2 separate regions of the Homo sapiens genome follow, and region 1 is linked to region 2. A link is an interaction called in ENCODE POLR2A ChIA-PET data of the cell type or tissue named here. Cell type or tissue: OCI-LY7. All regions are shown on one strand. Each heading gives the region's core, and the rest is flanking DNA. Links, peaks and the distances in the headings are about the cores only.

The links. ChIA-PET counts read pairs that join two places held together with the same protein. Peaks named below come from ENCODE experiments on the same cell type or tissue, not always from the same donor. Only the 100,000 strongest peaks of a DNase experiment are listed, where the experiment ranks them.
Region 1: POLR2A ChIA-PET joins it to region 2 with 5 read pairs; 2 of 35 experiments call an interaction of 5 or more read pairs at or near these places.

Annotation. Positions count from the first base shown.
Region 1 is chr11:76,422,800-76,438,910 of GRCh38, forward strand. EMSY-DT (EMSY divergent transcript) reads right to left here. Exons shown (of 2, transcript NR_186348.1): 2 at 11,126-13,027. Among named protein-coding and RNA genes, the nearest start is that of EMSY-DT, 14 kb to the right of the region's middle. RefSeq lists an enhancer at 1,981-2,070. In OCI-LY7, for the core only: no CTCF peak of the experiment used is centred there; no DNase peak of the experiment used is centred there.
Region 2 is chr11:75,769,092-75,782,724 of GRCh38, forward strand. It overlaps DGAT2 (diacylglycerol O-acyltransferase 2), which reads left to right. Exons shown (of 8, transcript NM_032564.5): 1 at 1-21. Among named protein-coding and RNA genes, the nearest start is that of DGAT2, 7.1 kb to the left of the region's middle. RefSeq lists silencers at 1-6, 7,769-8,057 and enhancers at 4,245-4,394, 4,535-4,764, 12,321-12,887. In OCI-LY7, for the core only: a CTCF peak has its summit at 6,152; DNase peaks (open chromatin) are centred at 410, 3,340, 4,680 and 6,200; H3K4me3 peaks cover 1,872 bases; H3K27ac peaks cover 2,115 bases.

The DNA of each region.
Region 1 (16,111 bases), core at 3,605-11,604, 660 kb after region 2:
TCACCATGTTGACCAGGCTGGTCTTGAACTCCTGACCTCAGGTGGTCCACCCGCCTCGACCTCCCAAAATACTGGGATTACAGGCATGAGCCACCATGCCTGGCAGCATTTGTTATTTATAGTGGGAGATAAGCCTAGAAAATAGCATTTTGGGGTCAGCCTGGGACAGGTCCAACATGCCAGGGCAGATAATTTGGTTTGAATTTGGTAGGAAATGAGGAGCTGCCCAAGACTTTTGATCAGAAGCATGACATATTTAGCATTATGTTCTAATGTATAGTAATTCCACGGGTACAAGCAGAATTGAGGTGGGAAAAGATGGAGGAGCAGAGAGATCAATTTGAAGACTTAGGGAATCCCTTCTCCCTGACCATGTAGTGAAAGCACTGTTTCTAAGACCAGCAGCGCCCAAGTGTCTGGCTTACTGCAGAAAGCCAACTTCAGTGGCTTGGGAGGAAGCTCACACCTCACTCAGGGTTCCCACCTAGCTGGGAGCTCACACATGTCATAATGTACACAGCAGAGGCACTGACAGAACCAGAGGACTGGGATCAGTTACATGGGGAGAGGAGCTGAGCTGCAGAGAATCATCAATGAAGACAGGAGGCCCCCACAGAGCCCAAGGCAGCCTCCTTTCACCAGCTACATGGAGCTCAGAAGCAGCAGTTCGAGACTCTGAGAGGGCAGGAGGGTTCAGATTAGTGGAAGTGCGGTGCAGTCCCAGGATGTGAGGGTGGGGCAAGGGGAAGCAGGGGCGAGACTGAAGGACCCAGCAACCCTCTTACTGAGAAGCTGGGCCAGTTCTGCATCATTACAGGGAGTGGCTCTGGCCTTTAGGCCCTAGATCCTGGAGTTGGAGGTTATGCTGCATTTCCTCTCTGCTGTCACTGGCTGCATTAGCTGCCTGTGGCCCCCAACAAGCTCTTTTTTGTGCCCTCCCAATTTCTTTCTACTTGATTCATCACTTATTTGAGGCTCTGAGAATCAGTGTTTGCCTCTCTTTGACAATCTCTGGCCAGAGACGTACATGTCTCTTACACCTTCTTTAAGACTAGAACACCCAGCACATTCCTGCTTGACGGTCTGTGAGCATCACAAGTTTTATGAAAGTAAGGTGGCCCGGTGAAGTTATTATTCTTTATATAGTAAATCCTGTAGGTAACATAAACAAGTGAAGAGAACTGGTTTAAGAGAAAGTTGCAGTGTTTTAATGGATATACTTTGTTTCTTTATTTCCACAAAGAAACATGCTGTTCCCCATTTTCTGAAATGCCTGGCTCTAACCTTCAACTCTTTACTTTTCACAGAGATACTGGTAGTGAGAAATGTTTCTCCCCCTAAAGAAAAACAAGAGTGCAGGGGTATGAGGACAAAGAGGTGCGGTGGAGACTAGCGAGTTACAAAACACATACGGCACTTAAGAAGGACAAGCAATGAATGACAGCCTAGTGTGGCCAGATCACCTGATTTTTCCACAGAAGCTGGAAATCCAGAATTTTATGTAAAACCTCCCGGTTTTAAAACACTGGCAAAGCAAATGTAAAAAAATTATGTGGGGCAAACAAAGCACATCTCTGGGCCAAATCCTGATAATTTACCACCTCTGTCCTACAGTGTCAGGTCTAAGTTCATTAGCTTGGAACTCAAGCCATCCACCACCTGACATTTGTTCATTTCCCCCCACTTCTCAACGGCACGTTCACACTCTTCTCACCACACCAACCCACCTGCGGTGCCACACCCTGATCTCTCCTGTCTTCATACCTCTGCATTGCTGGTCTCTGTCTACAATGCATATTCTCCCTTTCTCTGCCTGGGAATCCCCTATGCAGTTTCTCATTACTCAGATCAATCCACACTTCCTTTTGACAATTACCCTTCTCTTTCTAAGTTTAGGTGCTCTTCATTCTTTCTATACTTCCATAGTACCCTAAACTTATTTCAACCAGATCTCTTACCACACCATCCTGGAATTGCTGGTCGCCTTGTCTGTTGTTCACCAGTTTGAGTACTCCCCGAGGGCAGGGACTTTCATAGTCTCTGACCTGAGAACCTAGGGTATGGGGTAAGAAATATGCCAAGAAAGAGAAAGTATTTAATCAGATGGGAAAAATGAAAATTCAAATAAGATAGCCAGAAGCCTGAACATTTGATGGTCTAAGAGGTGATAGCAGGTCATAAACAGAGGTCAAGCTCAGGATTCAGGAATCAGGATAATTAAAACAGGTTCGAAAGTGAAATGTGGTGAATGGTTTAAGATATGAGCTGTGGATGAGGTGAGGGTGTCTGGGGCCTGATTTTGCAGGGTGCCGAGAGTGTGACAGACACAGAGATGGGTCTCACTGCCTTAATATGTTAGTACTGGGTTCTACTACCAGCTTGATAGTCTGATGAGCTTCTCTGTTTCAAGGACTAATTTTCTCAGCAAACATCTACTGGGCATCTACTCTGTGCCAGACATTGTTAGGCATCATAAATATAGAGAGGAATCAGATATGACCCATGTGCTTGAGCTTAAGGTCTAATGGAGGAAATAGACACATAAATAGATAATGAGAATAAAATGAAATATATACACAACAGAAAGCAGCACATGGGGACTATGATAGCACAGAGGAAGGGCTCCAGATTCATTAAGGCACAGAAATGGTCATTTCCCTGAGGTCAGACAGCTACAGAGGTGCAGACCCAGAATTAGAGCCCAGCACTGTTAGACTTCTAAGTCCAATTTTTTTTCCACTGTAGGAAACTGGGAGAAGACAGAAATCACTTTATGGTTATGGAGAAAATTTATGTGTGTCAGCTTGGTTAAACTGCAACTGTATGGTTCTTGGTTAAAGTCGGTTAAGAGTGACAGTTGCAGCCAGGCGTGGTGGCTCATGCCTGTAATCCCAGCACTTTAGGAGGCCGAGGTGGGCGGGATCACAAGGTCAGGAGTTCAAGACCAGCCTGGCCAACATGGTGAAACCCTGTCTCTAGTAAAAATACAAAAATTAGCCAGATGTGATGACACGTGCCTATAATCCCAGCTACTTGGGAGGCTGAGGCGGAAGAATTGCTTGAACCCGGGAGGCGGAGGTTGCAGTGAGCCAAGATCACGCCATTGCACTCCAGCCTGGGCAACAGAGCAAGACTCCGTCTAAAAAAAAAAAAAAAAAAGAGTGATAGTTGCTTGAGATCTGGAGGCAGAAGTGAATTGGCAGCCATCGCTCTCTGAAGATCATGGGGGTTTGTTACAGCAATAGGCGAGGAGGCACCAGCAGGTTCACTCTCCTCCACTCCGTATCCAGCTCTTCCTGACTGCTGACCCTGTTGACTAACAGTAGCTCCAAACCTAGCACCAGACAGTTGCAGTGGACCCACAGCCTTCTGCAGACGTCTCCATCAGCTCCTCCTCTGCAGCCCCTTTACAACCTCTTGAGTGTGCTTGGCTGCTAGGATTGACTTCTTCAGTGACTCCATCGATCCCTGCCTCCCTCCAAGTTCCTAGTGGCACTTCCCCAGCTGCACCCACAACTCTATTAGTTTGAATTCCTATAATAAATTCCTTATGCATTAATTCATTGTAGTTCTGTTTTCTTAGGTGAACACTGAGTTCACAAGTAATTGAAGCCTGGATGTGGTGGCCCACACCTATAATCCCAACACTTTGGGAGGTCGAGGTGGGCGGATCGCTTGAGTACAGAAGTTCGAGACCAGCCTGGGCAACATGATGAAATCCTGCCTCTACAAAAAATACAAAAATTAGCCAGGCGTGGTGGTGTGCACCTGTAATCCTGTTACTGGGGAGGCTAAGGTGGGAGGATTGCTTGGCCTAGGAGGTGAAGGTTGCAGTGAGCTGAGATGGTACCACTGCACTCTAGACTGGGTGACAGAGCAAGACCCTGTCAAGAAAGAAAGAAAGAAAAGGAAAGAAGGAAGGAAGGAAGGAAGGGAGGGAGGGAGGGAGGGAGAGAGGGGAAGGGAAGGGAAGGGAAGGGAAGAGAAGGGAAGGGAAGGGAAGGAAGGGGAGGAAGGAGGGAAGGAAGGAAGAAAGAAGGAAAGAAAGGAAAGAAAGAAAGAAAGGAGAGAAAAAGGAAAGAAAGAGAGAAAAGGAAAGGAAAGGAAGAAAGAAAAAGAAAGAAAACAAGAAAGAAGGTAATCAAATAGATAGACCAATGGACTAAGGTTAGAAGTCCAGCTTCACCAACATATCCATAACTCCAGTACCCTGCATTTAGTAGTTCAGAAAATGTTTGTTCAGTTGGATTGATGTTTAGGTTGCTTTAGGTTCTTTAATGGTACAGATATCATTGCAAAGAACGGCTTCTAGGAAACTTTTGTTTTGCTTTTGCTTCTGTTTCTTTTCCTATGGTCAGTTCAAGAGTGTATAGTCATTTATGGCCCAGGCTTTGAAGATTTGACCCAGGACAATATCTGTTGTGTTGGCTTTATGTGCTCTTCATCTCTTGGGGTATGATAGATTTTCCTCTGGCTTCGATTTTTCTCACTCCCTCACCTTCTGTCCCTTGCAAAAACAGAGAAAAACCTCACTCTTGTGCATTTACTCCAAAGAAAATATTTCACACTCTAATCAGATCATCAAAAAGCACATATTGGGTTACACTTATGGGAATGCTTCTCTGGCCTGGCTAGGCTGGAAGTGGGAGAAACAAAAACATCTGGAAATTGAGGCTCTGCTTACTTGGGCTGAATGGACAGCAATCAACTCTGAAACACTTAATTGCAGGGAAATTTTCTCTTTGCTACTTAGACCATTCAGCACTTGCTGGGAGAAGACATGTTGCATGCTCACTTTATCTTCTGGAAAGCTGGATTAGATGTTACATTTCAGTTAGAAAACCATTTACGGAATGTCTCTCCTAAACTAGTCCCTCTGCTAGTTGTTGGAGATAGTGCCTTGAGGTGTTTTCAGCTTATGGGGGAGGGTAACACAATGAGTTACAGCACAAGTCAGCATATAGTGCTAGAAAAGAGGCATAAACAAGGCATTATGGAACAGAGAAGAGGGCAATAGCTGATAAGGGGGTGGTGGAGTAGGTGAAGGAACCTAAGAGGGATGTTAAAGGATGTATAGGCAGAGGAAATTAACAGTTATTAAGCACTGAGATTTCACAGAGGAAGATGAATAAGCCTAACAATCATGCATTGATAATCTATCCTGTGCCAGTCACTGAGCTAGGTAGTTTACATATTTTATCACATTAAATCTTCCCTAAAACCGGCCAGGTGCAGTGACTCACATCTGTAATCCCAGCCCTTTGGGAGGCCGAGGTGGGCGGATTGCTTGAGCTCAGGCACTTGAGACCAGCCGGGGCAATACAGCAGAACCCCATCTCTTAAATAAATAAATAAATAAATAAATAAATAAATAAATAAATTTTCCCCATAACCCACCTGGAAGAAACTGAGGCACAAAGAGGTAATTTGTTTAAGAGCTTCAAAGAGGTAGAATTGGGATTCAAATCTAGATTTCTCTGACTTCCAAGAACATTCTCTGCTCCCCCTTGTGCTTGGAGAATTATTTTCAAAAGACAGTGAGATGGATTATGAAGAGCAAAAAGGATTTTGACAGATTTTGAAAGGCACAGAGGTGCAAGAAGGGATGGCATTCTAGGCAGAGGAGTAATCAGAGGGGTACAGCCACAGGGCAGGGTGTGAAGGTGCAAGGCCTGTTTGAGGCACTGTAGGCAATCTAGTGGGACTGCAGGAAGACATTGCCACATGCCCATACCACTGTCTTCTCAAATTCAGCAGGCCAATCATCAGTTCAACACTGCTAGGGGATTCAGAGCTCAAAAAGCCTCAGTCCTTGCTCCCAAGGAGTCTCCAATCTAATTATGATCTGGTGAGATAACTGCCATTACTACTGATTGCCTTGTATGTTTCAGCACAGAATGTATGTGTGTGTGTGCATGCAAATACTCATTCAAGCATTATTTGGACCATTTCCTTCCCATAATTATTTCTTGACACATATACTCCCTGGGCTCTCCATAAGCGTGTGTTCCTTTATTACCTCTGCCTTCAGCAAGGCTTGTATTTGAACTACTGGCCTTGCAGCGGTAAGTTTAAAGCCCATAGCATCTCAACAAGTGTCCTTTCAATTTGACAAAGACCTGACGTGATCTTCCATTAGCTCACTTAGAAAATACTGCTCAACTCTGGGGTTGCAAAGAAAAGATCTTAATTGGAACTGACAAGAAAGTGGACACCTTCTACCATTTCTCTGCAGACTTCACAAGTGCTCAACACTTCTTGAAAGAGAGTATGGCTCCAAGCCTTTCCATTTAGCTGGCTGGAGCAGAGTTTTAAAAATGCACTTCATCTCTGGCAAATCACAGCAGAACACCATCAACAGCTGGAAACTCTCTGAGGTGAAGACAAGTTGGATATTATGCTTGGATTTATAGCCCCCTACCCCATGATAGCTGATTTCCATTTCTGACAGGGTTATTATTTCCATCTTTATAAAGTATCTTGAATTTCACCTTGGATAATTACTGATTATCATCAGCTCCTCACCTGAGGCATCTTAGCACTTGGGTGAACATTTAAAAAAGGGGCTTTTTTTTTTCCCAAAAATGAACTGGGGAAAACTCAGTGTGTGAGACTATGTCTTTATTTCTATTTTCATTTGCAATCCCCTTTGGTTTTCTAATGATCAAGCCATTCATCAGTGTCAATTCACCATCCAGAGTACAGGCAGTGTTTTTGCCACTTGGGTTCCAGTATGGATTAAATGGTAATAACTTGTGTTACTAAGTCTGGTGGTACTATGGTAAACATAGATCCAAAAAGTTTTAGGGCATAGACAAGATCTCAGTAGCCATCTAAGGTTTTTATTCAAGGATGTACGTCACAATCTTCCAAAATTTAATAGAGCTCTGCAAGTTATTCTGACAAGTACTCCCAGTTGAGGACCACTAAGAGTCTAACATCCCTCATCTTGCTTTTCAAGGTTGCCATTCTATGAGTACTTTTTTTTATGTCTTCATGCCTGCCTTTGCTTTTCCTAGTTTCTCTGCCTTGCTATCTTTGATACTCTCTCCTCACTACTCTGCCTGGTGAAATGCTGTTCACTTTATGAGGTCTAGCCCAAATGCCACCTCTGCTATGAAGCCTTCTGTGATGGAAAGAATCCTTCTTTTTTTTTTCCCCTACTCTCATAGCACAGTACCTTTAGGAACATCCTGTGTTATTACCTTCTTCTATAATGTATACAGCTATCTGCATGTCTATCTTCCCATCCCATCTTCCCCACTCAACTACGAGCTCCAGAAGAATAAAGGTTGTACCTTTTTAGTCTTTTTTAGAGACAGGGTCTTGCTCTGGCACCCAGGCTGGAGTGCAGTGGTACAATCACAGCTCACTGCACCCTTGACCTTCCAGGCTCAAGTGATCCACCTGCCTCAGCCTCTTGAGTAGCTAGGACTGCATGTGTGTACCACCATGCCCAGATAATTTTTGATACATATATATATTTTTTGAGATGGAGTCTCGCTTTGTTGCCCAGGCTGGAGTGCAGTGGCATGATCTCAGCTCATTGCAACCTCCACTTCCCAGGTTCCAGTGATTCTCCTGCCTCAGCCTCCCGAGCAGCTGGGACTAAGGCACATGGCCCCATGCCCAGCTAATTTTTTTTATTATTCGATGGGGTTTCACCATGTTGGCCAGGCTGGTCTCAAACTCCTGACCTCAGGTGATCCACCCGCCTTGGCCTCCCAAAGTGCTGGGATTACAGGCGTGAGCCACTGCGCCCAGCCTCGATTTTTGATTTTTTTGTAGAGACAGGGTCTCACTATGTTGCCCAGGCTGGTCTTGGAACTCTTGAGCTCAAGGAATCCTCCTGTCTCAGTCAGCCAAAGTGTTGGGATTACAGGTGTGAGCCACCTTGCCTGGCCTAAAGTTTGTTCCTTATTCATCTTCATATCTCCAGGGCCTGGCATGGAATGGGGCCTGGTGCTCATTCTTTGAATAAATGAGGAAGCTGAAAAGTGAAGAGACTTTACATTGGTTCACTTAATTTAGCCAGATCTGGACTTCCTCTGCATTTATTCAGTAAATTGCTTATAAAGAAAGATGTGCAAGGATGTGAAGGAGAAGGACCTAAATGGCCATGATATTAGTTTTAAATATTATTTGTAAAACATCACTTTCCTAACAAAAGCAATAATAGCTGGTTTAATCTGAATTAGTAATGAAAGAATGGATATCAACTTGAACCTCAGGATGCGTTTTCAGGAAAGCAATCTCACAAAATTCTAAAACTTAATTGACTGCCTCAATCAGTGGAAGAAAATATTAGCCTGAAAATCAGGAGACCTGCTTCCTGGTTCCTGTATGACTTAGAACAAATTGCTTCACCTTTCTGGGTCTCAGACTTCTCTTATATAAGATGGGGCAGTTAAAGTGGAATATCTCTGAGGTTTTTTCTAGCTCTGAAGTTCTATATCCTTAGCCAGAATCATTAGTTGACTGATGTCACAGTTTCTTTATTTTGGCTCTACTCCATATTTAGGAGAATGAAATATTCTTAATAAGATAGAGTTTTACAAAATATATTTTGACATTATAATGATAATATAAATACCTAAAAGGAAAGTTGGAAATAGAGAAAAGAAAAAAGAATCATCCATAGCTCCACTACCCTAATATGTTAATGTTTGGACATGTTTTCTTCCTTTTTTTTTTTTTTTTTTTTTTTGAGACAGAGTCTCACTCTGTTGCCAAGGCTGGAGTGCAGTGGCATGATCTCGGCTCACTGTAACCTCTGCCTCCCCAGTTCAAGTGATTCTTCTGCCTCAGTCTCCTGAGTAGCTGGGATTACAGGCACATGCCAGCACGCCCACCTAATTTTTGTATTTTTAGTAGAGACAGGGTTTCACCACGTTGGTCAGGCTGGTCTCAAACTCCTGACCTCGTGATCACCCGCCTCGGCCTCCCAAAGTGTTGGGATTACAGGTGTGAGCCACTGCACCCGGCCTCTTCCATTTTGTTTTTATATTCACATGCATATGCTTTTCCACTTATTATAAGCATTTTTCTTGATGTCAATTATTTGTAACGTTCATTTAAAATGACTCCATAGTGAGTAGATGCTTGGGATAGGTAAATACTCTTCTATTGCAAGATAATTAGGTTGTCTTCAAGTTTTTGATAGCATTGAAATTCAAATCCCTGTAAATATAATTCTTTCCATCTTTTGGATTATTCCCACAAATAGGAATCCTATATCAAAGGTACAGCAGAGGAAAAACATCTTTTCCTTCTACCCTTCTAAGTTCTGAAGTCCTGGTAACAAAAGACAGATTAACAAAAGAAAAGCATTCAAATCTATTTAATGTAAATTTTACATGATATAGGAACCATCATAAGGAAATAAAGACCCAAATAAATTGCTAAACCTAAGCACTTACATGCGAGGTTTGATGAAGAGTGGAAAGTTGTGGAAAAATATGATAGGACAAAGTGGGTATAAGCTAAGGTTAATAAGCTGGGGGAAACTTAGCAAGGCCTGTTTGCTCAGATTCTTCTTGGTGCCCCTCTATCTTGGAGAAAAGGATGTTAGGGATAGCACCTCTCACAAGTGCTAAGAGGTTCCTAAGACCTGCTTCGGGGAGAAGGGTGGGAGGAGGTCAGAGAGATCTTCCTGCATCAGTCATTTTCTCAAACTCCTTTAGCTTAAATATTCAATATGCCAAGATGCCATATTTTGGGGTAGTGTATTTTGAGCCCCATAGAAGGGTATGAACGTTTGAGTGACTCTTATTACACATTTCCATGGTGTATTTCAGTGAGCGACCGTGATTTTACTCTGCAGAATTCTTTCACCTTCCTCTGACAGCAGTACCCCAATTTTCCTAAGGGAAACCAAGCCCGCCTTCGCACTCACTCCATGTTTTTCGGGAATAACTGACTTTACCCACATCGCTTCCTCTCTCCCCAGAGTAACATGTGGTTCACACCTGGCAAATCAGGGCATTACATGCTCCTGTCTACAGTTCAGGGATGGGCATGTGACCCAGATAGAGCCCATAGCAACAGAGCAAGGAGATTTTGGTAAGACTGTTCATGAGATGGCAGGTGCTCTTTTCTGCTGAGGCTGTAAGCAGGGTGGATGATGTAAACCTGGGGCTGCTGGGAACCAACAGATGGAACCTGAGTATGAAGCGAACACAGATAGCAGAGCTCAGAGATGAGGAGATACTAAGACTGGCTCTGTTTGAATCCCTAGATCAGTAATGCCTGAAGCCAAAACTACCCCACAACTTTTCAGTTAGTGAACAACAAACATTCTTTTTTTTTTTTTTTTTTTAAGAGACAGGGTCTCACTCTGTCATCCAAACACAACATAGCTCACTGTAAGCTCAAATTCCTGGGCTCAAGCCATCCTCCTGCTGTAGCCTCCTGAGTATCTAGGACTAGAGGTGCGCATCACCATGTCCAACTAATCCATTGTTTAAGCCATTTCATTCATTTGTTCATGTTTGTCACCAAAAGAAAAACAAAGCCTAATTGGTATAGGTGGGCTTTTTGTTTTCTTTTCTCTCTCTTTTTTTTTTTGAGGCTGGAGTGCAGTGGCATAAACAAGGATGTCTCATTTCAGCCTCCACCTCCTGGGCTCAAGTGATCCTTCTGCTTCAGCTTCCTAAGTATCTGGGACCATGGGTGCATGCCATCAAACTTGGATAATTTTATATATATATATATATATATATATAGTAGAGACAGGGTTTTGTCATGTTGCCCAAGCTGGTCTCGGATTCCTGGGCTCAGGTGATCCTCCTGCCTCAGCCTCCCAAACTGCTGGGATTACAGACATGAGCCACCATGCCTGCCCTGTTTTAATTTTCACTTTTTAAAAAATTAATCAACTTGATTTTTTAGAGAAATTTTAAGTTCATAGCAAAATTGGGGATATTGTGTATATCCCATCCCCATACATGCACAACCTCCCTCACTATCAACATCCTGCACCAAAGCGGTGTGCTTGCTACAATCAATAAACTTACACTGACATAGCATCAGTCACTGAAAGCCCATCATTTACACCAGGGTTCACTCTTGGTGTTGTCCATTCTATGGGTTATGACAAATGTATAATGCCACGAATCCACCATTATAGTGCTTTTTACTTTTATTGAGATACAATCTATATAAAGCACATAAATCATTTACGTACAGCCTAATAAACTTTCACATATGCAATATCTATACATATAGCCCCTACTCAGATCAAAATATAGAAGATTGATAGCATCCTAGTAGGCTCCCACGTGTTCTATAGGTCGCTCCCTAAAGGTATTTACTATTCAGACCTCTATCACTATAGATTATTTTCAACTGCTTTTGAACTTTATATAATATAAATGAAATCTCACCCTTTGATATCCAAGAATTGTTTTATTTTTGTTTTTTAAGCCACATGCATGGATATGTTCTACGGTCATCATGGCATATTTATAAGTAGCTAAATCTTCTACATTTTATCTCCAGCATTGGACCATGGTAACTGACATTCAGAATAAACACTTTTTTTTTTCTTTGAGACAGGTTTTCACTTTTTCACCTAGGCTGGAGTGCAGTGGCATGATCATGGCTCACTGTAACCTCAAATTCCTTAGCTGAAGCAATCCTCCTGCCTCAGTCCCAAGTAGCTAGGACTATGGATACATGCCACCACACCTGGCTAATTTTTAAAAAATGTTTTTATAGAGATGGAGTCTCACTATGTTGCCCAGGCTGTGAATAAACACTCTTAAAATGCTGCAAGTTTCAATTTATTAAACATATTCAATACGCTTTTCAAGAATCTACAATTTGCCAAGCACTATATTAAAGGCTGGATATAATAAAAAAGGGGTGTAGTTCCTTCCTTCAAGGAGCTTTGGCATTGGCAACTACCATGGAAACAAGCAATTATATTCTATATTATTAAAGAAAGAATAAATTTCATTCATTATCTGATACTGGGAAAGTGGGGGTATAGATTTGAGGAAGAACGTTCATTTACTGAAATATTTATTGTGCTCATCTAGGTCCTGGGCATGGAGAATACAAAGAATCTTGGCCTATGCCTTCTAGAAGCTTCCTACCTGCTAGAAGGAATTATTATCTCAATACAGTCTGATAATTACCTAAAGTATGGCATGAAACAGGTGCCTTGGGAACCTACAGGAGGAAAACTGATTGTGCCTGGTGTGGGAGGAGGTGAGGCTTCTAAAAAAGAGGGAATTTGGCCAAGTCTCTTGGACAAAGAGCAGAGTGCAGTGGGAGCATCCCAAAGATTGATCTCCATGCTTCCACTTTTACACTCTTATTCTCATTCTCACAGTATCAAATATTATGTCTAACATTTGAAAATGGCCTGGCATTTTCTCCTAAAGTTGAACACATGAATATTTAACTTTAGGACAAAAGTTGACCCAACAATTTCTCTAAGTCTTGGGTTCAAATGACTTAGAGAAATTCATAATTTCAATAGGCGGCATGAACAAGAATATTCAGAGCAAACTGTTCACATGAACAAAAACAATAAAATGTTCATCAATGGGAGAATGGGTGAAAAAATGGATAAATTCACACAATGGAGAAACAACAGTTAAAATAAATGAACCATAGCAACATGCGACAATATGGATGACTCTTAGCAATATAAATAAAAACAGTAAATAAATTCTAAAATATTACATACAGCATCACATACTTTTCATGGTATAGATTTTTTTTTTTTTTTTTTTGAGACGGAGTCTCACTCTGTCGCCCAGGCTGGAGTGCAGTGGCGTGATCTCGGCTCACTGCAAGCTCCGCCTCGCGGGTTCATGCTATTCTCCTGCCTCAGCCTCCTGAGTTGCTGGGATCACAGGTGCCCGCCACCACGCCTGGCTGTTTTTTTGTATTTTTAGTAGAGGCGGGGTTTCGCTACGTTGGCCAGGCTGGTCTCAAACTCCTCACCTCATGATCCTCCCGACTCGGCATCTCAAAGTGTTGTGATTACAGGAGTGAGCCACTGTGCCCGGCAGTTCTATAAATTTTAACAAAGTTTTTGTAACTACCACTACAATCAAAATACAAAGCAGTTCCATCACCCTCCCCCAACTCCAAACCCTTGGCAGCCATTGATCTGTATGCTGTTGTGATATTTGTACCTTTTGGAGAATGTCATACAAATGGAATCATATAGTATGTAACCTTTGGATATTGGCTTCTTTTACTCAGAATAATGCCTTTGAGATTCACCCAACTTCTTGTGTGTATCTTACCTCTTTTTTATTGCTCAGTAGTATTCCATTGTATAAATGTACCACAGTTTACTTATTCACTCACTGAAAGACATTTGGTTATTTCCAGTTTTTGGTGAATAAGAACAAAACTGTTCTAAACACTCATGCATGTTTTCATGTGAAATTTTTCATTTCTCTAGGCAAAATGTGTACGAATGTTATTGCTGAGTCATATAGTAACTGTTTGAAAGTTTACAAGAAAATGCCAAACTGCTTTCTAGAGTGGCCATACTATTTTGCATTCCTATCAGTCATGTATGAGAGTTCCAGTTGCTCTGCATCCTCACCAGGAGCTGGTGTTGTCAATGTATTTTATTTCAGCCATTCTATTAGGTGGGTAGTGGTATTGTATCATGATTTTATTTGATTTAAGAGACGGGGTCTCACCATATTGCCCAGGGTGGAGTGCAGTGGCTATTCACAGACGCAAGCACGGCACACTACAGCCTCGAAACCCTGGGCTCAAGTGAGCCCAGCATCTGGAGATGTCTCCTGTCTCAGCATCTGGAGACAGTCTCTGCACCCAGCTGTGACACTGTCATTTTACTTTGCATTTCTCTTATGGCTAATCATGTTCAGTATGTTTTCTTGTGCTTATTCCCATCTGTATATCCTCTTCGGTGAAGCGTCTTTTGCCTATTTTAAAATGGGGTTGTTTTCTTACTTAGATACAAGTCTTATGTCTGATAAGTGTTCTACAAGTATTTTTCTCCCAGTTTGTTGCCCACTGTTGCATTCTTTTAATGGTGGCTTTCACAGAGCATTGCCTTGGCAGCTTTGTAACAAATCAATTGACCTCAGACTACCACTTATAGAAAGAGTATATTTACTTTTCCCTATTCCTTCAGTTAGGTGCAGCTAAAAACCCTGGACACTATATGTAAAACATTATACATAAAACAAATGTAAGAAGAATCTGAAAGGTGACAAGAAGGCAGACCACCTAAGGATCTGGAACCCAAGGAATACACAGAAATGAGTTCCCTGGGTTTTCTTTTATATATCCCAGATTGGGTACTGGAGAAGCTGGCAACCCAGAAATGCCAATGGGCACAGCATTTTTTTTTTAAAGCCCTAGGAAAAGCCTGCTCTGTCTAGTCAAAGGACTAGGAAAGCAGCAGCTTTGCAAGACAGAACATTTTTAGATGATAATGTCTCTACTCCAGATAAGTACCACGGGAAAAAAACTACAACCCAACCCCCACCCCCACCAGCAAAGGCCAGGTTCTAATGAGACCACTCAACTTCCTTTCTCCATTTCTGGGTTCATGTCAGAGAATACACAGGGGGAAGCTTAGACTTTCATCCTCAATGGACAGTAACAAGGCCCTCTCCTAATACTTGCCCCTCACACTTGTCAGCCCACCACATGTAAAACATGGAATTTCACCTGTACCTGGTGGCAAAGAGGTGCCCTTCCCTTCTCAGGTGGGATGGTGTCAGACAAGGCCAAGTGGAGAGTTGGGACTTTTACCTCCAACCAGTGGTAATGAGGCCACCCCCAAACCCCCACCTAGCTAAACTGAAATGTATGCATTTCCCAAAATTCTTATGTTTATGCCTGTGAGTTGGCCATTGCTATTTCTTTCTCGGATTTTAATAGCCTTTCCTCCTTTTTCTGTTGAACTTCTATCTTTTAAGGCCCTACTTGCATGCTGTCTTCTTGGTGACTTTTCCTTACTAGCTCCTAGGAAGTATTAATGGCTCCTTAACTCTTTTCTTTTCTTTTCTTTTTTTTTTTTTTGAGACGGAGTCTCACTCTGTCGCCCAGGCTGGAGTGCAGTGGCAAGATCTCCATTCACTGCAACCTCTGCCTCCCAGGTTCAGGCCATTCTCCTGCCTCAGCCTCCCGAGTAGCTGGGACTACAGGCACCCGCCACCACACCCGGCTAATTTTTTGTATTTTTAGTAGAGACGGGGTGTCACCGTGTTAGCCAGGATTGTCTCCATCTCCTGACCTCGTGATCCGCCCGCCTCGGCCTCCCAAAGTGCTGGGATTACAGGAACTCTTTTCTTACAACTTGCTAATACCAGCTAGGTGCGGTGGCTCACGCCTGTAAGCTCAGCACTTTGCGGGGCAGAGGCGGCTGGATCACCTGAGGTCAGGAGTTGGAAGACCAGCCTGGCCAACATTGTGAAACCCCATCTCTACTAAAAATACAAAAATTTGCTAGGCGTGGTGGCACACACCTGTAATCCTAGCTACTCGGGAGGCTGAGGAAGGAGAATCGCTTGAACCCAGGAGGCAGAGGTTGTAGTGAGCCGGGATCACGCCAGTTGCACTCCAGCCTGGGTGACAAGAGTGAAACTAAAAAAAATTAAAAAAAAAACAACAAAAAAAAAACACACTTGCTAATACCATGAACACCATATTGTATGGCAATTATCTGTGTATGTGTCTGTCTCCCCCACTAGATTATGAGTATGTGAAGGGCAGTTGATCATGTTTAGTAATTTGTTTCTCCGGAGCCTGACAGAGCTTCACCCACAGTGGGTGATGATAAATGAACTTTATATGTAAATTCTTTAACTGAAATTATTTTTAGAAGAAAGAAAAGATATAGCTAGCCTTTAGAATTATTCTCATGCTTAAAAAGCATACTTTTTGGTTACCCAAAGCCTCTGCTTTTATCATGTTAGTATGAAGCTGGTATGCTGTTCTATATAGTTTGTTTTCAGATTGATCTTTTTCCCCTTTAGTTCCTTCTACGCACACGGATCATTTTGTTTTTTAAATTTAATATTCATCCATCTAAAAAAGGTATCATGACATGGCTGGGCACAGTGGCTCCTGCCTGTAATCCCAGTACTTTGGGAGGCCAAGG
Region 2 (13,633 bases), core at 80-8,079:
GCGAGGGGTCTGGGAGATGGGGTGAGTGCCACGGCGCAGGGGTTATGGACCTGCGAGAAGATTTTCTGGAAAGGGCCCTGTGGCAGGCTGGTGGGTACTGATGAGTCCACGTTCATTCTCCACTGTGGCACTCATCAATTTTTACGACCTCTGTTACATCGCTTTCCACCCGCCCCCCAGCTTGTTTCCCTCATCCGTGAGGTGGGAGCGGTACCACCCACCATTCTTAGTTATTAGGGATATTCGAGAACTCCTCCCCAGCCCCCACTGCGGCTGGTGACCCCTGGCACTTCCCTCCCCTCTCCCTTCACCAGGTAGAGCGAGCTTTGGCAGTGATAGACTGGATGGGCAGGATGGTATGGGTTTTGCCGTCTCCTGAGACAGCCACCAGACGGGGAACATGCCCGACTGGAACAGGTGTGTCTGCCCTGTCCTCTGTCCCACATCCATCCTCTCGCCCAGGCTCTGGAGCCCACATAGCAGCAACTCTTGAGCCTGGCATGCTTAGAAGGCAGCGGAGAGGACCCTGCATGTCCTCCAAGGTAGAACTGAGGTCCTCAGTGAATCGCGCAGAGTTGAAATCAACCCCCGCCCCGCACCCCCCGCAGCTTTTCCCAAGCGAGGAATAGCAACTCTTCCAACCCCCACCTCCCTTACCTAGAGCTGGAGAAACTGAAGTGGGAGGAAGCATGCCTAAGTTTTCCTTAGCTGATGCCTTGACCCCTGGATTCAAGTACAAATCCGGTAGACCCTGGGAAGTCATCACAGCTGTCCTGGTCTGCGTGTGTGTCTTGCATGAAGCCCCTCTCCCTCTTTCTAAGTCTGTATTCTGTTTGCTGAGCCTCTCTGACATGGATTTTTCTTTAGTAACTAACGGTCGCCTACACCGCCCACCTTTGTTACAAAAATAAAGCTTGCTAATTATGGAATTTTTGAAAATATAGACAAATGAAAAAAATTTCTGGTAAATCGACTATCCAAAGATACCTTCCTATTAGCATTTTAGTATATCTCTTGATCATTTTCTTTATACACATTGCATAGATACAATTGAGGACATGCTGTAGATATAGTTATGAATCTTGTTTTCTCCCCCTTAATGTAACATCGAGGTTTCCCTTCTGTTAATCAGAATCACTTACAATGTCCTAGTGGTTGCAATAACCCACCCTGCAGCTGTACCACACTTTAACTGTGACCTAGGCATTGGCATTGCTTCTTGTGTGATTATCGCTGTGGTTATCTGCCCCTCTTGGTGTGGGTGCTGCTCGTAGCCCTTGAAGAGGAACCCAGCTGCTGCCCTGTCTCGGGGGCGAGCAGCTTGAGCTGCCCCATGTATCCAGCCAGTAGCCTCTGACAGCCCCTTCTCTCACTTGAGTCCTTTTCTGTTCCCTGTGTCCTTTGATGTCCTTAGGGACATCAATGGATGAATGGACTTGCCCTTGTTCATGCTGTTAAAAATGTTTTTGCACTGGGCAGTGGGATAGGGATGTTCTCTGTGGTAGTGCTTCCTGGAGACCCCATTCCGTCGGCTCTGCCATCCACAGGCTGGGAGCTGTGTCTTCCAGGAGGCAGTGACCCTGGCTGTCATGTTTTTGACTTAGAGTTTGTTCCTTAGGAGAACTTGTACTCTAGCGAATGGTTTTAACCAAGCCACTTAATATCATGTCAGGAACATTTCCCCATGTTGTTATCAGATCTTGAAAACTTTTTTTTTTTTAAACTGGGTGCAAGGATTTACATCATGGAATGTAGGAAGGGCTGGTATGAAATGCAAACCAGTCAGTTCAGCTTTCTGGGATCTACTTTGGTGAAAGATTGGGTGGAGTAGGGGAGGGCACTGAAGCACATTTTGTTATCTGGGCATCTCCATTAGACCTGCCTTCTAGATCCTTGGTCCTTGAAGATACTCCCCAGTGGCCTAGTTTGCCTCTGTGGGTAAGGTCCCACTGTTGTGAGCTGGTGAACAGCCCGTCAGTGACAGTATTCAAGTAGAGACCATGGATTCTGTGAAGGGAAGTCCTGTGACGGGTGAGAGATTGAAATAGATACCTTGGCATCTGGTTTCTTGGCCAAAAAAAAAGGCCAGCTGTGGGAGTATGGGTAGGTGGGTGCATGCTGGGGGAAGCGGGAGTCTGTGTTGATATTTCCTAATCCTTGGAGGGCTGTCCTGTGCCAGACGTGGAGTTTGCAGAGTTCATCAGGACAGGAGGGATATATATCCTATTCTTTATCCTTGCCTTTGGATTGGGGGCTCTTCGTTCAGAAGAGCCCTCTGACACCTGCCTGTGTCCTCAGGGTTCAGCACAGGACCTAGCATGAGATGTTGGTGGTCCCAGTAAAATTTTGAGCTGATTTGTTGTGTGCGGCTCCAAAGAGTGAGGCCAGGAATAGGAGTGGGATGATGGGTGCAAGTTTTGATGTAGCAGAGGAGTCCTTTCTGACAGCTGTTGAGGACTGCAACAGGCTGGGGTGGGTGAGGATGGAGTTCCACATCACTGTGGATCTGCTTGAAACTAAGTGGCTAGATTGTTGGGGGTAACTGGGAACTGAGGGTTGACAGTCACCTAACCTAGTCCTAAGTCAGAATGAGAACATTACTCTCATGCTTCCCTCTCCAATTCCGTGTGGCTTCCCCCCTCACCTACATCACTTCCCCAGCTGAATAGAGGCCACTTTGGGGCTGCGTCACCAAGGGCTCATCTAGGCTGAGAAAGGAGGGCCAAGAGTAATGTTGTATTAACAGGCTCAGTGACTCAATGGTCAGTGTTGAAATCCTGCCCCACCTCCACCCTCCTGCCCTCAAATTCAACAGCAAGTACTTGAGTTGTAAAAATTAGTGCTGGATCGGGCCCAACCCTCATGTTACAGATGGGATCACTGGAGTCTCCAGAAAGAAGGGACTTTCCCAGGGTTATCAAAGCCAGGCTAGAACTCAGATCCATCTCCCAGTCTGTGGCCTGACTCCTTAAGCCAAGAGAAGGGTTGCAAGGCCGTGAAGGGCTGAGTGCAGGGCTCTGTGCATTGTAGGTGCTCAGTGGTTTGCTGAATGAGTGAAGGTTGTCTCCATGGTGCGGGTGGCAGCTCATCCCTTCTCAAACTTTTTGAGGAAGCTCCCCAAGCCTGCCCTAGTGGATTAGAGCACTAAGATCCCCCAGAGCTTTGGCTGCCAGGTGAATGCCAGTTGCCCCCTACCCACACTCAGTCACACTTCAGACTTTCCAAACTCTTCCTCCTGGCCTATGAAGTAAGCCCCAGGTGAACAGCCTCCACTGCCATCACGACTTCCTCTCCTAGTATGTCACCCACCATGCTGCAGACGCATGGTGGTCTTCCTGTTCCTGCAGCATTACTCCCAATTCAGTCTTACCTCAGCGCCTTTGCATATGCTGCCTGTCTGCCCAGGTCTTCGCATGGCTGGCTTTACAACAGTCAATCTCCTCTCAGAGGTCTTCCCTGGCCACCCTATCTAGAGAGCCACTTCCAATCTAGAGAGCCACTTCCAATCACCACATCTTCTTTTATTTTTATAGCCTTTATCACTACCTAAATTTTCATGCGTGCTTATCTGTTTAAGCAATTGTCTCCCCAGTAAGAATATCAGTCCCTTTGCCGGCCGCGTGCCATGGCTTTCGCCTGTAATCCCAGCACTTTGGGAGGCCAAAGTGGGAGGATCACTTGAGGTCAGGAGTTCGAGACCAGCCTGGCTGACATGGTAAAACCCCTGTCTCTACTAAAAATAAAAAAATTTAGCCAGGTGTGGTGGTGTGTGCCTGTAATCCCAGCTACTTGGGAGGCTGAGGCAGGATAGTCGCTTGAACCCAGGAGGAGGAGGTTACAGTGAGCCAAGGTTGTGCTACTGCACTCCAGCGTGGGTAACAGAGCGAGACTCCATCTCAAAACAAAACAAAAAGAACAAACAGAAAAAGAATATGAGTCCCTTGGAAACAGGAACCTTGTCTGTCTTTCTCAGTGCTGTGACATCTAGCACAGTGCCTGGCACTGGTAATAGGTACTTAGTAAGTATCTGTTAAACGAAGGAATCATTAGTGGGACTGCCCCATTCCTCTTGGAGGAAGCCCTGCTTTTAGCTTCAGTGTGATTCCTCGAGCCTTCCTTGGGCCTCCTCTGTCCCTGTAACCACCTGTGCTAGGGACTGGGTGCTGGGGTTGTAGCTGTTCCCTGCCCTGGAGGTACCCACAGTCTGGCAAGGAGCTGGCTCCAAGGCTGAGTGGCAAGTGGGCAGAGCCAGTCTCAATGGTCACCCTTACTGCTTCCCAGGGCTTATTAGAAGCCCGAGAGCTGGGGTTCCAGGCCTGACATTTTTCTGGGATGTGGCTGGGGGCTTCACTTCCTCTCTGGGGATCTCACTCCTTCTATCTGGAAAATAGGGTCAGAATTCTCAGATTCTCAAGGATGGAGGGTTTGAGTTAACCTGAGTGTGAGTGTTTGTGAACTTGTGACATTCATGTTAGTCCTTGTCATTTGTCCTGTGTTACACATTCAGCAGGCCCCCAACACTGTAGAGAGTGGCAGACCCTGCTCTAGGGCATCCAGGAAGGCTTCACTGAGGAAGGGACTTGGGGTGTGGACCCTTCATTTTATTGATTGAGCACCTTCTGTGTGTCAGCTGCAGTCCCTGCGTTTGAGGAAGTGAGACCAGGGGGATGTACACAAGATGACTGTGCAGAGTGATCTGAGCAATGACAGGAAAGACTGCCAAGAGGTGAGACCGGGGAGCTTGATCACCCTGAGGTCAGGGAAGTCTTCCTGGAAGAGGTGACATTCAGTCCGGATCTGGAAAGATGAATAGACATCAGCAAGACAGGCAAGAACATTCAGGTACAGGAAATAGCATAAATAGAGGCATGAGATTTGGATGGGAGAGGCAGACTGACTGCAGGGCCTCTGAGTGACCAACTGAGGCTGAGGTCTTGGTGTACTGAGAGCCAGAGACAAGAGAGACAGAGAGGATGCTGGATCCAGGCCTGTGGTGGCTCACCTGTGTCTGCAGCAGGAGGAAGACTTGAGAGCTCATGGGAAAGGAGCCTGGTGCAGTTAGTTTATTGGCCTCCAGCACTTTGAGGGCCTCCTGGTATGGAGCTGCTGGCTGATTTGAGGGCCTCATGGGCAGGGCCCAGGGGTAGGAGTCAGGCCTGGGCTCTGTCCAGCTCCTGCTTGGCCACCGAACTGCTCCGCAGCCTCAGCAAGCCACTACCCTTCCTTACCCTCAGTCTCCTCATCTATGAAATGAGCAAAAGTGTCATAAGAACCTGTGCAGATTATGGTGCAGATGCAGACAGGCTACACCCTGTGAACCTTTTGGGTAAATCAATAGAAATGGGAAACACAAACTCCTTTTCTTATTAGAGCAGAATTAGCCATTCTAAGCCCTGCCTCTGCTTCCCATGTGACCTTGGGTATAACACTGCCTCTTAGGGCCTCAGCCTTCTCATCTGCACAGTGAGGAGGACTGGTTGAGATGACCCCCTTGGCTTCCTTACATCCCTGCTGGAGAAATGCGATTCCATTCTTGTCCCTAACTGCTGTGGGACTCTTGAGGTCAGCCACCTCCTCATTCTTGTCCTCAGCTTCTCCTTGTGAAAATGGTGCACTCATCCACTTGGGGCCAAGGTAAGTGCCCCAGAAGAACCTGTCTCCCCATGCTTGCCCATATATTGTGATGGGGACGTATTTTGGAGATTCCTTGGTGACCTACTCGCAAGCTAGTAGTGTTGCCATGGCAGCCCCTTCCACTGCAGTAGCTACTTTTTGAATGTGCTTGGTCACAGTGGGTGGGGTGGGGGAAGTGGGCCCCTGGGGTCCTCAGCAATCATGTCCAGGGTCCTGGATGTAGATCCATGTTCGGTATCAGGAACATGGCATTCTAAGAGTCTCACTTCCTTGGCCTTACCTCTTGGAACTTTGTGAAAGTTCTACTTGATGAAAACGGAATACACAAAAACCCAGGTGTATGGAGTAGCCCGAGGATGGGCTTATATTCCCTTTCGGGAGATCTTCTGTGGATAAAAATTCATTTGTGGATTCTAGCAGAGCACAGGTGGCCCAAGTTAGCAGCACTCAGATTTCAACAAATCCACCCCAGCTTCCTAATTTAGTGCTAATGGGGAAACCTAGAGAGGGGAGGAAGAGGCTTAGCGCCCCTGCAGGTCTACAGATGCTCAGGATGCCTGGCTCCCTGCAGCAGGCCCTGAGGACTGACAGTGCCTGCAGGGTCCTGATGGCCCACTTCCCACCTGGCACACCTAGCATAGCTGTGTGCTGGCTCTCCAGTAGTTTGGCTTCCCCTTTGGGCCAGATGTCCCAGTGGGCCCTGCTTTAAGGATACCTCATTTGCAAAACAGAACCGTTAAAGCGAATTGTTAATCTTTTCAGAAAAGAACTCACTGGCGTTTTGGGACCAGTTCTATAGCTAGCTAGCTGCCCTAGGGCTCTTAGGCACCAGTGGAGGGAGTGAGCTCTGACTGGCTGTCTTCTCTGCCTTCAGGGTAGAGGCCAGGACTCCTAGACCTAGCATCCCAGTCCTTCATGCCTCCCTGTTTCTCTACTTTTCCAACTAGACTCACAGTCTCTGTGCTGCAGTCTGACTAAACTGCTTGCAGTTAATTCCTCAAACTTGTCTTCTCTCTGTTTCGGGCCTTTGCAATGCCTTCTGGGATCCTGCCCCTGTACCTTCCTCCTGGAAGGCATCCCTAAGAACACCCTCCTGTGGGGGTTGGGGCCTCCCCTGGATTCCTAGTCCTGACTGATCCTTTATGTATAATTGTTCGCAGCTTTGTCTCCCAGCCATATCTTGGGTGGGCAGCCCAGGAGCAGAACTCAGCCTCTAGCAGATGCCCAAGAAGCAGAGGAGAAGCAGAGTCTAGAAGCTCCCCTCCTGGTGTGGAGCCTGGGGTGTAAAGGGTACTTAGAAAGCACTGGTATGAATGTTAGTGTTTGGGTTCCACCCTTCTCTCTCCCTTCCTCTGGGGCCTTCCACCATTGCCCCGACATTAACCACCCTCCAGCTGGAGAAGACCTTTCCCTCCTGATTCCCCAGAAAGCTCTGCTTGACCCTCCATCATGGCACAGGTCAGTCAGCTGTGGGTGGACTTTTTTCTATCTTTGTCTAGGCCCTGTTTATTCATCACAGTCCTCTCAAGCATTCAGTCATTCAGCAAACATCGATCGAGCACCTTCTCTGCGCCTGACCCTGTGCTGAGCACCAGGGCCCAGATGAATGAGACATGGTCCCTGCAAATGCACACACATACCTTTTCCCATAATGAGAAAGGGCTGAGTACAGGGGTGAGATGGGACAGGCAGGGATGCGGTCAATCCAACCCAGGTGGAGGAGAAGGAAGACTTTCCAGAGAAAGAGTCAACAGGTTGGTCTCTAGCAGGCCAGTGCTCAGTGCCTGGTGGATGCCTGGTATGCATGTGCTAAAAGACTGACCAAACTAGACTTAGAAGCAATAGAACTCTACCTGGAGGCACTGCAGTGAAGTCCCTCCTTCCTGGAGGGAACGAGTCTCTGGCTGAGCACATGGTGAGGCACCAAGTGGAGACAGCTTCCTGTGTGAGGCTTACGGGAGCCCAGCCCTGGCCTGGGATTCTAATAGCAGTGGGCATGACCCTCCAGAGATGGCAGCTTTGCCATGACCGGCCTCTCATCATCATGTGTGTGGACTCCCGCTGAAAGGTGTCTGCCTGGAGGAGCCTGGAAGAGAGCTCACCTCCAGCCTTGATGAAGTGGCATCTCTTTGGCACTTGGCCTGACTTCCTAGACCTCCCTGGGGCTGGAAGAGCCTGCTAGGGGTCAATATGTACTGACCCTCACTCTGCTACCTCTCCTCATAATATACAACCTGTTACTGTGCACCTCTTAAAAAACTGTTTGCTCTCTCTGTCTCCGTGCAACTTGTCCTCAGCTCTTTGGGGGTAACTTGGGGGTGACTTTCTCACTCACCTAGACCCAGGGCAGACATTAGGTCCAGATGGGCCCAGGTGTGGCATCCTTGGGGTTGGGGATGTGGGCAGGGTGACCCCCACCCCCACCCCTGCCTCAAGGAGCCCAAGAGGCTGTTCACACCTCTCTTAGCTGGCATCTTTCTGGCTCTCTCACATTGATGCCAGACATTCTGGCCCTTTTCCCTAAGTTATTTAGATTCCTTATGACAATCCTGGATTAAAGCTAAGGAGGACACTGAGTCCCAGGGACAGGGAGTGATTTGCAAGGTCTCATTGCAGGTAAGAATCAGAGCCAGGGTTTGAATCCTAAGTTAGCCTGTCGCCTACGCCTCTGTTCCTAGGCAGGGCAGGCATTATTTTACCCATCAAACAGGAGAGGACACCGAGGCTTACTTGGTAATTAATCAGCATTCATAGAGATCTTTACTTTTTATGAAGCTCTTGGCTATACATTATCTCATTTAATTCCCACAACAATCTGGTGAGGTAGGTATTAGCCCCACTGTATAGATGAGGAAGCTGAAGCTTGTATAGGAAGTGACTCATCCAGGCCACTTCCTACGAGTTAGAGGCCAGGTTCTCCTGACTCTCGGCCCCTGTTTTCGGCACTGACTCCAGGTTGGCATGTCCCCTGCCAGATGCCAGTATGGAGGTGAGGTGGGTGGAGGACGCGGTGTGGGCTTTCGAGAGGCGTGAGCTGCCCACAGTCTCTGTCTACCAGTGCTTCGCCATGTACGCTCAGGGCCTCCTCTCCATAGGCCAGGGATCCTCCTGCCCCTCTCTCTATCTCATTGCCCCAAATTATTTTTCTTCATAGCTCTCGTCGCTGCCTGATGTTACATCATACATTAATACGTAGGTGTTTTATCTCTCCCTCAGCAGAAGTTAAGCATCCTAACTTAACTTTAGCCAGTCTGACTTGGGCATCCAGGCCTATAGCTGCCTCTGAGGCAGGACATCATCTGCTGTGCTCACTGCTGTTTCCCCAGGGCTAGTATTAGCGCTTAGTACCTTGTATGTGCTCTATGCCTTGGGTCTTAGCTCTGTCCCCACCCACCTCACCCAGGAAGCCACCTTTGACTACTCATTCCAACTTCTTTATTCTCAGCTTCTATTTCAGGCAGTCACTCACCCCCCTTTCTGGGTTCTTGAGTATTTGGGTCTGCCTCATTAGAACTCCCTGCAAGGCTTTGTTCCAGCAGTTTCCCCCAACCACAGTGCGCACTTTCCTCCTGTTTGACCCCTAGATCTTGTCTTCAGGGCCCTGGCGAAGCCTCATGGCCTCCTTGGAGCCTCCTCTGCGCTACCATCACTCTGCGACCTCTTCTTGTAACACAGACCTGTGGCCATGAGCCTCTGGAAAAACTCTGCTTGCTCACTACATATACTCCTTCCCACTCTGGAGATGGGAGGAGCAATGCCAGTAGCCACCACTTAATCACCTAACAAATGCCACATGTGCCTTAAACGTTTTAAAATTTAATGTTCCTGGCTGGGCGTGGTGGCTCATGCCTGTAATCGCAGCACTTTGGGAGGCCTAGGCGGGCGGATCACGAGATCAGGAGATCGAGACCATCCTGGCTAACATGGTGAAACCCCATCTCTACCAAAAATACAAATAATTAGCCGGGCGTTGTGGCGGGTGCCTGTAGTCCCAGCTACTCGGGAGGCTGAGGCAGGAGAATGGAGTGAACCCTGGAGGCGGAGGTTGCAGCGAGTCGAGATCGCACCACTGCACTCCAGCCTGGGCGACAGATCGGGACTCCGTCTCAAAAAAAAAAAAAAAAAAAAAATTTAATGTTCCCCAAAATCCTGTGAGGTGAGGATTATCACCCTCATCCTATAGATAAGAAAACCAAAGCTAGAGTTAGGTGACTTGCCCGAGGTCACAGAGCCAGGCAAGGGCAGAGCTGGCCCAGGGCCCTCTTTCTCAGATTTAGGGGGTTGGGGCTCAGACACTGCTGCCCTCAGGCATGTGAGAGGAAGCCCTGAAAACTTGGGTTTCATCAGCCCCGAGGTGTGGCCTTCCTGGTCACTTTGATATCAGATATTGGGCAAAGAGGTGCTCACAGACACCCTTCAACACCCCAGCCCTGGGCTGGGCCCTGGGTCTGAGAACTGCTTGAAAGCACATGGGTTGCGGGGGTGGAATCCAGTCTCACTAGAACATCCACATGAGACTTTGAGCATGATATGGGCAGAGGAGGGAGCTCTCCTTTGCCAGGATATGTTCCTGAAGTCCAGGTGTGGGCTGGCGTGTTTGGTGGGGCCAGCGCTCAACAGCGTAGCATTGTAGAGATGATGAGGGACTGGGAGCCTGAATACCTTCTTTAAGTCCTGGCTCCCACACCCTGACCTCAAGCAAGTGATTTTGCCTCTTTGGGCTTCACCTCACCTCAGTTTCCTTCTCTGTGAAACAGGATTGCCAGTTCTCCCCTTGCCTACCTTCCCAGAGAGTGCTGTGGGACGGTGAAGCCCCACATAGGCGCAGGAGAAGGGGATTGCTTTCCGGGTGGTAAAAGAGCTGCTCTGGGCCTCTCTGGCAGCTCTACTCCCTCTGCCTTCCCCAAAGGTAGGAGCAAATGAGCTGTGTGTAAAGCAAGTGCTGCCTGGGAGCAGCCATTTGAGTCTTCTGTTGGGAATCTTCCCCTACAGCCTGTCTCATCTGCCCCCATAAAACAGAGACATCTGTAGGTAGCAGGGTTGTGTTCCCTTTATAGGTGGAGAAACTTGTACCTAGGGAGGGCAAAAGAGGCTCATCCCCCATCTCTGGGGTCAGTCCTCAGTGATGGGGCTGGTTTTGCCTCCTGCCAGGCAGCCCAGTCTAACTTGGGCATCCAGGCCTATAGCTGCCTCTGAGGCTGCTCTGGATTTGCTTATGGATTTGCTCAGCTATGCAGTAAACCTCTATGAGCCCCTCTTACCACAGATGAATCAGGTACCAAGTCCTGGCACCCATGCGTCACTGGCAGTGGGATGGCCAAGTAAAGTGACATTGGTGCTGTGGGAGTGTGCAGAGAGAGTGCAGATGTGGTGAGGGGGCAGATAGGAGCAGGGACTTGGCTGGATGCTGAGGCTCCCTGGTGGCCCCACCCAGGAGTCAGGAACAGTCAGACTGGGTGTGAAGGTGGTGGCATGTGGTGGCATCTGATTGCAGCATCGGCATCCCCACCAGCTTCTGCTGGACTCCTCCCAGCCACAGCTGGGGCAGAGGAAGTACTGACAGCCAGGTGGCAAGGACTGGCAGTGTTTTGGGGGTGCCCAACTGAACCCTCACTTCCCATCTGCCTGAGCAACGGTACCAGAACTACTGCAAGATGGTAAGCTCTAGGTCCCAAATACCCTGACAGGAGTCCTCAGGAGGGTGGGTGCCAGAGATCACAGACTTCACCCTCCTTACCCCCATTTCATAGATGGGGAAACTGAAGCCCAGAGAGGTGAGGAGACTTAGCATGGGAGTTGGTGGCAGAGCTGGGTCTAGAAACCCAAGTCCTGCTGCCACTCTACCTGCTGTAGAAGATGCCTGCTCCTGACCCACCCCTCTGAAGGAAAACAGATCATTCATTTCTCCCCTTCCCCTTCCAGCTCCCCACCACTGCCCCCTGCTTTGTTGTGGGGAGCAGAGAGAAGGAACTTGGGGACATGCAACATCGGAGCAGATGCAGGCCTGAAGGTTGGGCCTGAATTGGGTTCAGCTTTGCCAGCATCTGGCTGAGTGACCTTGACCCGGTATCACCATCAAAATAGGGTGTTGGTGCCAAACTCACAGGAGTCCAAGTGCCTGTGCAAGGGCATGGAGGGTCTCCCAAAGCTTTATGGGCCTCTTGTGCATCATACCTTTCACTCAGCCCTGCATGGAGGGAACTCCGGGGGCCTGAAGAGTGGCCAGAGCACCTCCTTGGGGCTGGCCTGACAGGGCACTGGGGATCCAGATATGGATCAGACCCAGGCCTGGCCTTCGGGCAGCTTCCAGTGTGATGGAGAATCAGCTTGTAATCAGCAGTTAGAACAAGGCCAGAGGCTGTGGGAACCCTGAGGAGGATGCTCTTTTGTTTCTCCATTGTGCGGGTCTGACTTTATCTTCAAATAGGTTATTTCTGTGGGTGGCAAGATAGCCCCTGGCAATTCCAGGCCTGCATAGACCTTAGTGTTTATCATCCCAGAGAAGGAAAGGCCTTCTCTTTCCAAAGGCTTCCTGGAAGACTGCTGCCTTATCACCATCTCTGGGTTTTGAAGGATGTATTGCTTTATCTCATTATCAGGGAATCATCAGGTAAGCAAAGCAGGGAAGGGCCTCTGCCTAGAATATTTCTGAGGTGGACTGGGGGCTCCCACTGGCCCGGGGTTCAGCATCCATGGCCAGGCCAGCTCCCAGGCCACGGCCTCCATGGTCAGCCAGGTTGGGATTGCCTGAGAGGGCCTGGGCCTGAGAAAGCAGAGGTGCAGTCCTCCCAGCTTCCCTCTCCAGGAGCCTCCCAACTCTAACGCCCACGGAAGCACTTGCCATTTGGTATTTGGGACTTAGAGCTCACCACCTTGCAGCAGTCCCGGTACAGTTGCCCAGGCAGATGGGAAGTGAGGGTTCACTTGGTAGACTGCATTTCCCACTTGTTGGCAGAGCGAGCTGTGGGCGGTAGTTGGGGCTGGATAAGGCAGGGTGAGAACCGAACCAGCAGTGTGGGAAAAGCCTGAGCCTGCAGACCCACCTTGCTGCGGGACTTGGGAGACTCCCGCAGGCCCTCAATTTCCAGTCTGTATAACGGGGTGAGGGTTGAACAAGATGGCGTGCGTTTCCTGCGCTATGACTTTACCTAATTTTAAGACACCTAATAAGCTTAGCAGAGAGATTTGGATTAGGCACGATGAAGAATTTTTAGGTCTTCTCAGTTGTTTCAGTTGGGGATATGTCATCAGTGAAATTTCTATACTCCTCCTCCAAGCTGCATGGGGGCTGGCCCTGGCGTCAAGGTAGGGAGCTAGATAAGTTGACTCCCAGCATGCCTCTTCCCTACGCACCCCTCAAACCACTGGCTTCAGGGGCCTGTCTGCAACGGGAAGCAAGTCAGCCACGAGAAGGCATGCTTTGCCTTTTTTTCCTGCCAAATAGAAGGTGGTGTTCCCCGGTGCTGTGTCTCACCCCAGCCCCTACCTGAGTGTTTGGACTGAAGCATTTATAGTGGTGTTTCTCAGACTTAATCACCTGGGGATCTTGTTAAAATGCAGATTTTGATTCAGTAAATCCAGTCTGGAGCCCAAAGTCCTGCATTTCTAACCCGCTCCCAGGTGATGCTGATGCTGCTGTTCCCAGACCACGCTTTGAGTAGGAAAGTGCTAGAGTACATTTTGTCTTCTGTCTAGCCAGGGCATCCAGCCTGCCTCAGATGGAACAGGAACTCACCTGCCACTTAACCAGCCTCCGGTGGCCATGGCTCCTGCTTCACTTCATCCAGCATGGCTCAGGAGGCAGAGCCAGCTGCTGGAAGATGACTTGTCCAGCCCCAGCCCTTGGATCAAGGGTTCAAGCCTGTGCTTGGACTTCACTTCCCTCCCTTATATACTCACCCAGTCCTGTCCCACTTGTAGGTGAAGGTGAAAGGTTATGAGACCCTCAAGGATAAGCATGTGATGAACTCATCTGGCCAGGTCCCACTGCTGGGCAGGT